Regions from separate parts of the Homo sapiens genome. Here region 1 is linked to region 2. The links are chromatin loops, found by intact Hi-C in ENCODE. Cell type or tissue: ovary. All regions are shown on one strand.

Region 1 (5,000 bases), 690 kb before region 2:
AACTAAAAGAAAAGATTTGTTTAAGGAATACATAATAAGTACACACACATACACACATACATATGTTATTTTCCTTCTTTCTGTTATAGAACATTTAAAAAACTTTTTAAAAAGTAGAATAAAATGATGAACCTCTGAGATTCAAACATTTTCAATATTTTGCCAATCTTGTGCCAACTATTCCCCTGCTGTTTTTTTCTAAAATACATCAAATCCCAAACATCTTGTTGTTTGACTTGCAGATGACTTGGTCTGCATCTTTCACGGATCGGGCATTTTCCCCACGTAACCACGACACATATGACTATCCTTCACTCTAAACTAAGAAGACTTCCTTTACCTCTATAGCATCAAATACAAGTTCATATCCAAGTTTCCCTAATTATCCAGAAATGTGTTTTTACAGTTGGTTTGTTTGAATTAGGAGCCAAACAAGTTGGCATTTCCGATGATGGAACCTGTTTCAGCCTCTTTCCTCCCTTCCGTGGCCCCACTGGCTGGTTGCAGTGTCTGGGTCATTGGCTGCAGTGCCCCCAACCCTGGATTTGCTGTGTCCTTGTGGTGGTGTTTAACATGCTCCTCTACCCTTGAATTTCCTGTCAATTGCAGTTAAGACGAGGGTACTGCCAGCTTCACAGGCGTGCAATCTCATGGGGCCTTGCACTTAAGAAGGGCTCTGTGCTGGGCTTAATGCTCGGCCAGGTCTGCCCTGAATCTTGATACCTTTGCCTTTGAACTTGTGTTTTGGAAGCACTGCACAGCAGGGGCAGGAGCACAGGAGATTTGCATGATATGCACGTCTGCCATTCCTTGCCTCTCCATTCACACGCGGCATTGGTGACACAGTGAGCACAGAATTCCAGTGACCCTAGGATGCACGGGAGACCAGCAGGACTCGAGGCCAGGAACAGGTCACTGTGTGTGTTTGCCACTGAGTCTGTGGGAAAGCCACACCTTCCACATGAGTCCACTTCAAATGTAGAAAGAAGGCAGTGGCCTTGTGAATAACACCAACAACCAAAGACCCTATTGTACTTTTTCTTACTTATTCTACTTTCGTGTATTAGCCAAGCACTTACACTGAAAACAATGCATGGACGGAAAGAAGACGGGAAAAGCCACAGTTCCTTCTTTCAGTTCTTCCATTTTCACCAGTAAGCTGCAGGCAGTGTCAAGAAGGCAGTAGCACGGCCAGTATCGAGAAGTGAAATCAAAACCCTTGGTTTAGTTTTGCACAGCACTTCCACTGTTAAGGTAAAAATTAAATATACATACATATGTGAGCTACAAAATAGGAATCGTGTAATCTCTGTGTTTCTGCATGGGGATCTAATGCTTTTATATTTGTATTTAAAACTGACATTGCACAATATAAAATGAACAGTAACATTCAGCTAAAACATAAAAATTGAAATTTTCTTTACTTAGGATGACCTTAAGTAGCAAATAACAATGGTAAATTATTAGAGAGAACAGAGGAAAAGGAAAAGTTTTGTTTTTTAACACTGTTAAGAGCAGTTTTCCCTGTTTTGTGAACAAGGGACTGTGTGTTTTCATTTTATAGTTTCTCCCCTAACCTATCACTTTTGAAGTTGCTGCCCTGGCTTCAGAACCTATGAGTGTGGAGTAAAGCCCCACCTACACCTGCACAGAGCTCGGGCTCCCCTCCTCACTCATATGCTCTGTGGTCACTGTCCTCTTCGTCTCTAGGTCCCAGCAGACCAGGAGCACAGATGGGTCAGCCTACTCAGTTCTCCACTGGGCTCCCTGTTCTCAGAATGGTCTGTGTGTGGAGAAGACTCCTAAGTGCCTGGGAATAGGTAAGTGAGTTGGGGCAGAGGCCTGGCAGGCATCCTGGAGAGGGAGGATGTGACGTGGACTGGGTCAGTGATGGATGGTGGGGATAAGGAAGAGAGGGTGAAGGCAAGATTCTTCTCTACAGGGCACTGAAAGCCAGTGCCCGGCTAAGATAGATGTGGGGGTGAAGGAGAGACTGGGAAACTGGGTTCTGGGTTTCTGGTTTGGGCGACTGGGTGGATGGGGTGTCTTTACCTGAGCTGCTTCCTGAAGAAGGGGTCAGGGTTGTGGGAAGAGACTTCGTGTTCCACTTGGGACCTGCTAAATTTGAGGTACCTCAGGATCGTGCCTGTAGCCATATTCATCATGGAAGAGGGCTCCTGATTTGGGAGTTGGTGGCTCATATATTTCAGCCATAAAAAGATATGACATTATCAAAAGACAGCCATGGTGAGAGAAGAGGCGAGGGTCAAGGAGAGAATGTTGGTGAGGGAGAAAAGGGGATCCATAGAGAAGGTCAGAAGGGACAGCCACAGAGACGGAGGAATGCAGGAGGGGGCATTGGCAGTAGAAGCTGGCGTGGGGACTGTTGACAGAGCAACAAGGCAGAGAACAAGAGGAGCCAAGTCCTGAAATGGCCCACTGGGACAACAAGAGGACCCAGGCTGGAGAGCTGTGGAGGAGGCAGAAGAGACAGATCTTACTGACAGATCCGGTGTTGGGGACTGATGAGAGGGAGATCCAGAGGAGGTGGCAGGAAACTTGCAAGGCTCTCATCCTGGGGAGGAGGTGGAAGCAGAGGACGGGAGGCAGGGAGAAGGAATGAGGCTGGGATGATGGAGCTGAGGACGGGAGGCAGGGAGAAGGAATGAGGCTGGAATGATGCAGCTGAGGACAGGAGGCAGAGAGAAGGAATGAGGCTGGGATGGAGCTGAGGACGGGAGGCAGGGAGGAATGAGATTGGGATGATGGAGCTGAGGATGGGAGGCAGGGAGAAGGAGTGAGGCTGGGATGGAGCTGAGGACAGGCAGGGAGAAGGAGTGAGGCTGGGATGGAGCTGAGGACAGGAGGCAGGAGGAGTGAGGCTGGGATGATGGAGCTTAGGATGGGAAGCAGGGAGAAGGAATGAGGCTGGGATGGAGCTGAGGACGGAAGGCAGGGAGGAATGAGATTGGGATGATGGAGTTGAGGATGGGAGGCAGGGAGAGGGAATGAGGCTAGGATAGAACTGAGGACGGGAGGCAGGGAGAAGGAATGAGGCTGGGATGGAGCTGAGGACGGGAGGCAGGGAGGAATGAGATTGGGATGATGGAGTTGAGGATGGGAGGCAGGGAGAGGGAATGAGGCTAGGATAGAACTGAGGACGGGAGGCAGGGAGAAGGAGTGAGGCTGGGATGGTGGAGCTCAGGACCACCTGACTTTATCTAGGCACCTTCCCTGCCGTGCTTCCCACTCCCACTGCGTGGTTTGAATGATGTGTGTCCCCTCAAAATTCGTGTTGAAACTTAACCCCCAATGCAGCAGTGTTAAGAAGTGGGGCCTTTAGGAGGTGATCAGGTCCTCATGAATGGATTAGTGCCTTATGGAAGGGCTTGAGCAGGGCACTTCCACCCCTTCCATCTCTTCTGCCACGTGGAGACACAGCAGTTCTCCGCTCTGGAGGATGCAGCCATAGGGCTGCGGAGATCAGCCCTCACCAGACACCAGACCTACCCTGATCTTGGACTTCCTACCTCCAGAGCTTTGAAAAATAATGTTCTATTCTTTTTCTATAATCTATCTAGTCTGTAGTATTTTGTTACAGCAACACAGATGGACTAAGACACATCCCAACAGCCACATTCATGGCAGGGCTGCCGTATTGGCACAGACTCCTCCCCCAGGCTCTCTGATTGGCTCAGAGGTGGGCACATGGTCCACGCTGGGCCAATCAGAGCCCTTCTGTGCACATACTTCCGGTCCTCTGTGCGATCATGATCCAGTTCTCTACTGTGTTCTCTGCCGTGTACCCTGTGCTGCAGCTGGCCTGATTGAGCCGCATCAGCCCACCCCCTGCCCTGGCTTCCTTTTGGGTTTGCCTGGTGGGGAATCTCAGCAGGGGATCAGAGGGGCAGAGAGTACTGCCAGGGCAGGGTACTTACTCCTGGCTTCATCCCAACTAGTTTCCTGTTGCTGGCTACAACCCCCAGTGAGGGTCCCGGCTCCCCAAGGCAGCCTCTCCACGTAGGCGTTCAGGGCCAGGCTCTCTGCCCTCGTTCCTTTAGGTGAGGGGGGCTAACAGCCTCACCGTTGCTGGCCTCCAGAAATGATGCTGTCCCCTGTGGTTTCCTTGCCCCCCTGCCTACACATTTGTAGATAGTCTCTTTACCAATTCCTCCTGGGATAAACCTGACTCAACTGTGCCAGCTGGTTTCTGCCAGAACCATGGTCTCCACCATGGCATTGGAAACAAAGCTGAGAAAGAGAAGTCATGTTTTGCTTGGGTGGTGGAACTAAGGACATGTCCACTGTGTGGCATAGGTGGGCTGTGGGTGAAGCGGATGAAGGCGATACAGAGCGAGGACGTGGCCTGAAACCGAGAGCAGCATTCTCCCTTCCCTGCTTCCATCCGTTCCTGGTCTGCGTCCCAGCCCTGGTACGTAAGGCTGTCCCAGAATCCCTGTAAATTCACTTTTCTGTTAAATGATTCCAGATCATTCGGTTATGTGCAACCAAAAGTCCTCACCCATACGTCATCTTACAGCATTAAAGCTTCAGGCGACTTGGGTATGTTTTAAAAACAAAAACATAAGAATTGTTTTCTTCCTTCTAGCTACCAACTTACTCACAAACCCAGCACTCTATAAAATGTTGATTTCAGGTACTGTTAGAGAAAGGTGGTCGTTAGCAGAACTTAGCAGGGATGACTCAGGCCATGCACCCTGGGCACTGGGGAAGCATCATCCTGTGAAGGAATCCAGACATTCGAAGAATTTACAGAGAGAAAAATCGATGACGGGACTACAGCCATGCTGTCACGTATCTGAGCCACAGCAATTTTAGCAGAATTTCTAGAGACCATCTAGAAATTCTCCCTGCTTATCCTTTCACTCACCTGACCATCTGACATCCATCCTGGGCCACTAGGTCCTGCTGGTGTCTGAACCGGTCCAGCCTTGTTCGGAAGGCATTGATGCTTAGTGCTGGAGCACACAGGAAGGACT
Region 2 (5,000 bases):
TCTCGGGTCCAGCAGACCCGGAGAAGCCCTGGGATGCTGGAGATGCCTGCAGGGGGGTGGAGGCTGGGGAAAGATCCTGCCAACTGCAGGGACCACCCTTCTCAGTGGCACAGATTTGGGCTGAGTTCATACCTTATTATGCATGCATCTACTTAGACTTTTTTTCTGCCAGTAAGAAAGCAGTTTGAAAACGTAGATTTGGAAGGTGCTTTGAGTTTGGTGCAAGTGAAAGCCGATTTACATAAAAACAAAAACAAAAAGACAGTGGAGTAAAATGCACACCTGGTATTAATTGTAGCTTTTTATTTTTAGCAGTGAAAATACTGTTTCAGGAATGTGTCGTTTCCATCTCTGTGCTCAGCAGGCTGGGCTTGGCCGGGCTTCCCCTCTCGTCACCTGTTTTTCTGGTGCTGTTGAGAAGGGAGGTGGGGCCTGGCTGTGCCTCTGGGGCTGTTGTCTCGGCCTTGAGCAGCTTTGTGGGAGCAGATCTAGGTTGCTGCCACAGCCCCAGGAGCTTTTTAGGAAAAAGTGACTTTATTCACGGAGAGCTGTGGGCTGTAGGCTCTCAGCAAATAGTAATTACAGGGGGGCCTGGCCTTTGGTCAGGAATGAAACCAAAGCCCAAGCCACACAGAGCAGGCCGAGGGGTCGGGCAGGCCCCCAGTGCTGGCTTTGGAAGACCATCGACTCCGGAGCAGAAGTTCTGAGGCCTCAGGGATGCTTGGGTCTCTACGGCAGGTTAGGACCCAGGCCCTCTCATTGCTCCCAAATCCCTGTGTTGCTGACCACACCCAGCCTGAGGCACCCCCCTGGGTGACCTGTGAGCTCCCCATAACACTCCTTCAGCCCCTGATGTTTCCAGCAAGACCAGCCTCCTCTCACTGTTCAGCCAGGTTAGGATGCCAGGGTTCTGGTTTGCTGTGCACTAGTGTGTGGCCCTGGGCAAGTCACTTAAAACTGTCTGTACATCAGTTTCCCACACCTGTCAAGCGGGGTGTCCCTTAAATGAATTAATACATCAGCACTAAAGGCCGTGGGCCAGAGTTCACCCCAGGCCCTGTGATTCCCCGGTAGTGAAGAGGACAAGGAGGCAGGGGAAGTTTCCTGTGTGGGCCCTCTCCCACCTCCTGCTCGAGCGAGCAGTCTCCTCTGCTGCAGTTCTCAGGGAGCCTGAAGAGCTCCACCTCCCTTCTTTTCTAGAAGGCTAAAGCGCAGTGCCATCCAGGCCTGGCCATGTGCTGCAGCTGCCTTCATGCTAGAACTCTGCACCGAGAACGCCACTCCGAGCACGGCGTCGAATGCAATCTGCCTGTGACGCGTCTCTCTCCCGCCCAGCCCCACACAGAGAAAGCCTCCCCTGTGCACATCCATAAATACCACTGTATCTTCTCTTTGCATTTATTTCTTTACATTTTGATTTCAATGGAAAGCAATACAAAGCACCTTCTTCTTGCACCATAATATTTTTTATTCTTATTTTTCAAGCATAATTTAACTTACAGTGATTGTTAACATAAGCTTTTGTCTTTGGCATTGCATATATCCATCTAAATGAGAGAAACAGAAGTGGCATATAAAAACTCACCTACATACGAAGCTCCAAGGTAGGGCCACTTAAGTTACATGTTATCTACAGAATATTTTTATATCTTTACCTTAAAGAATACTTCTACTTTCTCTACCTCGTCTCTACTTTGCGTGCGTGCCCCTCCCCACCATGGTAAATACAACAGTTGCAATTCAGTTAAGAACACTGGGGGAAAATGACATCACATGTAAGTCAGCGTTTGGAATGGGTCTCAGTTATGACCGTTCAGGCGTTTGAATGTCAGCTTCAGCGCGAGGTGCTCTCCATAGCTCTGAGGAGGGATGGCAGGTCAAACACGCATGTCCGTCCCTCAGGAAATTCACAAAAACGCCAGTAAAGATCGATAGTTCGTAAGTCCCAACCCAATAACAGCGCTTACCCCAGTCTCCAGACTGTGGTCTCTAAGACTATTTCCCAAGAAAGGGACCCACACAGGGGTCAAGAAATGTACAGGAAGAGGGCTGGGCGCGGTGGCTCACGCCTGTAATCCCAGCACTTTGGGAGGCCGAGGCAGATGGATCATGAGGTCAGGAGATCGAGACCATCCTGGCCAACACGGTGAAACCCCGCCTCTACTGAAAAAATCAAAAAAATTAGCCGGGTGTGGTGGCTGGCGTCTGTAGTAGTCCCAGCTACTCGGAAGGCTGAGGCAGGAGAATGGCGTGAGCCCGGGAGGCGGAGCTTGCAGTGAGCCAAGATCGTGCCACTGCACTCCAGCCTGGGTGACAGAGCGAGACTCCATCTCAAAAAAAAAAAAAAAGAAATGTACAGGAAGACCCCAAAGCATCTGGTAGCAGAACAGGGCGCTGCTCTCAGAGAGCACTCACAGGGTCTGGAGGGCCGCCCGATCCAACCACGGGGCTCCTGCTCGTCAAGGACAGGACTGTGAGCATTCGTAAACAGTGACCGGAAAACACACCCTCCTCACTGCTCGAGTTTGGAGGCTGCCACGAGACCCACTCAGGATTTTCAGACATGGGCAAACCGAGGAAGAGAATCAAGCATGACACTGCCTTTCTCATAAGCGCTGTTTGTGAGAGTAACAAGATAGTTGATCTTGGATTCCTTCCCGTTATAGAAATGGTCCTGCTAACACATGGAGAGGGGCTGATGGGACTCGAAGAGCTCTGTTTTTAACCCTGATGAGAGAATCTAGTCAGTGATCATTTTGAGCCTTCGCAACACAAAAAAGCCACCCAGAGAGCAGGGGTTCGCCTTAGGCCTTGCTGGGAAGTCTAAGCTGCCTCTGACCAGGCCTCTCGGTGAGCACCCAGCTTTCAGAAGAACGGGGGACAGAGCCTTGCTCGTCAGCACCAGGGTGTAATCAGCAAAGTGCAGATGACCCGATGTCTTCAGCTAATAAATTATCGGGGTGGGGGTGGTGGGGGGCAGGAAGCAGGAGGTCAGGGGAAGGGGTCTTAAAAGATACATCAGCTAATTACAATGTATTTGGATCGTGATTTGAACAAAATATTTAAAAGTGTTTATGAAACTATGGGGACACTTTCTGGCTACTTCATAATATTACAGACTTGTCCATTTATTTGCGTGTGTTGATGGCATTTGATTTGGAAGTCTTCGCAGTGACGACTGGGGCCTGCTTCCCTGTCATCTAGAAGGTGGGGAAGTGGTGGATGAGCAGAGGACCTGAGATCGGCTTGATTACACTATTCTTCATGCTTTTGTGTATTTTTGGAATTTCTCATGAAAGATAAAAATATATATTCCAGAGAAAGGTCATAAGCTCACAAAGATGGGGAGAACAGAAGAGGGGCGACACGAATGAGAGCCTGGCAACTGACAGCAGGTGACAGAGTCACAGCGATTCAGCAGACCCAAAAAACAGATCTCAGCCAACCACGAGGAGCACTGAGAACTCACCAGATGGAAGCTGCGCTGCCACAAAGGGGTGCTCTCCAGCGACTATGATCCTGAGCGCCTCTGCATGGGGACAGGAGCAAGCTGAGGATGTGGGTACTGCAGCAAGAACGGGGGGCTAGTCACTGTGTCCACAGCAAACACTGAGTAGGGGGTCCCTCCCTTGGTACACTGAAGGCCCAGCTCTCACCCTCTAGTCCCAGGATGGAGAGGCGCCTCTCGTGGACAGTAGGCCAGCCCTAGGGGAAGGTTCTCTGGGCACTGAGCCAGGGGGTTCCTGATGATGCCACCTCCAGTCACCCTCCATGAAGCCTGGCATTGAGAACCAGACTGTGCCCACAGTTGGCAGGTGGTTTTCGTGCCTCCACTCACACTCGGCAACACATAACCAGGGGCAACCAGGCACCTGAGGGGAGGCTTTTGCAGGGACGGTGGAGAGCAAACAGAGACTCCACAGGGAAAAGAAAACTTGTCACCAGGCTTGGTGGCTCAGGCCTGTAATCCCAGCACTTTGGGAGGCCACAGCGAGAGGATCACCTGAGGTCAGGAGTTTGAGACCAGCCTGGCCAACATGGAAGGAAGGGAGGAAGGGAGAGAAATTAGCTGGGCATGGTGGTGCACACCTGTAATCCCAGCTACTCGGGAGGCAAGGCATGAGAATCATTTGAATCCGGGAGGTGGAGGTTGTATTGAGCCAAGATCGCACCACTGCAGTCCAGCCTGGGTGACACTCAGCACACACACACACACACACACACACACACACACACAAACTTTTAGTGAGCTATCATTACTATCTTCAGAGACTAGACAAGATATTTTATCTAGGAAATATGAACAGGATGACATTTTAAAAAAAGAATATCCAGGGTCCATTGTCCTCTGAAAATGGCTGTTTTATTTGTCAGTTAGAAACAAAATAGCAAAAATCATGAAACCTCATTTAAAAGGTTAGAATATACATTTAAGGAAATCACACATGAAGAAGCGTGTAAGACAAAGACAAGGAAAACAGGGAGGATGGAAAAGACCCAGTATTGTTCTGGGAGATCTCCTACTCAAGGGGTAGAAGTTCCAGAAGGAGAGAATGGGAAAGGGGAACCCTTGATGAAGTGCTTCAGGGAGCCCCCTACGATGGGAGCACGGGAGCTGCCGTCTCCAAAGGACCAGCCAGGCGCCCAGCAGTGGGTGTGAAAGGTCTTCACCAAACCACACGGCTTCGAAATTTCGGAACGCTGGGGGCCTGGAGAAGACCTTATAGATACCCGGAGAGAGACATCGAGTCACACTCAAGGTGCAGCATCACGTGGCGCCCATTTTCCTGACAGTACTGGGAGAGGAAGACAACAGAGTTGCGCCTTCAGAATCCCGAAGGCGAAGGATGGTCTTCAAGCTGGAATTCTATACCCAGCCAAAGTCAGGACGCGTGAAGGGGAGAATCGACACGTTTTCAGATGTGCAGAACTTACTCTCATGCCTCCCTTTTTAAGACACAGCTGGAGCCTGAGTTCTGCAGAGTGAGAAAATAAACCAA

Evidence for each region. Hi-C counts contacts between places; a loop is a spot of excess contacts. Peaks named below come from ENCODE experiments on the same cell type or tissue, not always from the same donor. Only the 100,000 strongest peaks of a DNase experiment are listed, where the experiment ranks them.
Region 1: a loop joins it to region 2, with 2.0 times the contacts of the local background. A loop is called at or near these places in 1 of 110 quality-filtered maps.

The regions. Positions count from the first base shown.
Region 1 is chr2:239,892,025-239,897,024 of GRCh38, reverse strand. It overlaps a transcript of NDUFA10 not described here. Among named protein-coding and RNA genes, the nearest start is that of MIR4786, 49 kb to the left of the region's middle. RefSeq lists enhancers at 131-631, 632-1,132. In ovary, no CTCF peak of the experiment used is centred here; no DNase peak of the experiment used is centred here.
Region 2 is chr2:239,197,085-239,202,084 of GRCh38, reverse strand. The region is part of intron 3 of HDAC4 (histone deacetylase 4); the gene reads left to right. HDAC4-AS2 (HDAC4 antisense RNA 2) reads right to left here. Exons shown (of 2, transcript NR_198956.1): 2 at 4,345-5,000. Among named protein-coding and RNA genes, the nearest start is that of HDAC4-AS2, 5.9 kb to the right of the region's middle. RefSeq lists an enhancer at 193-759. In ovary, no CTCF peak of the experiment used is centred here; DNase peaks (open chromatin) are centred at 404, 2,454 and 2,844; H3K4me3 peaks cover 763 bases; H3K27ac peaks cover 4,062 bases.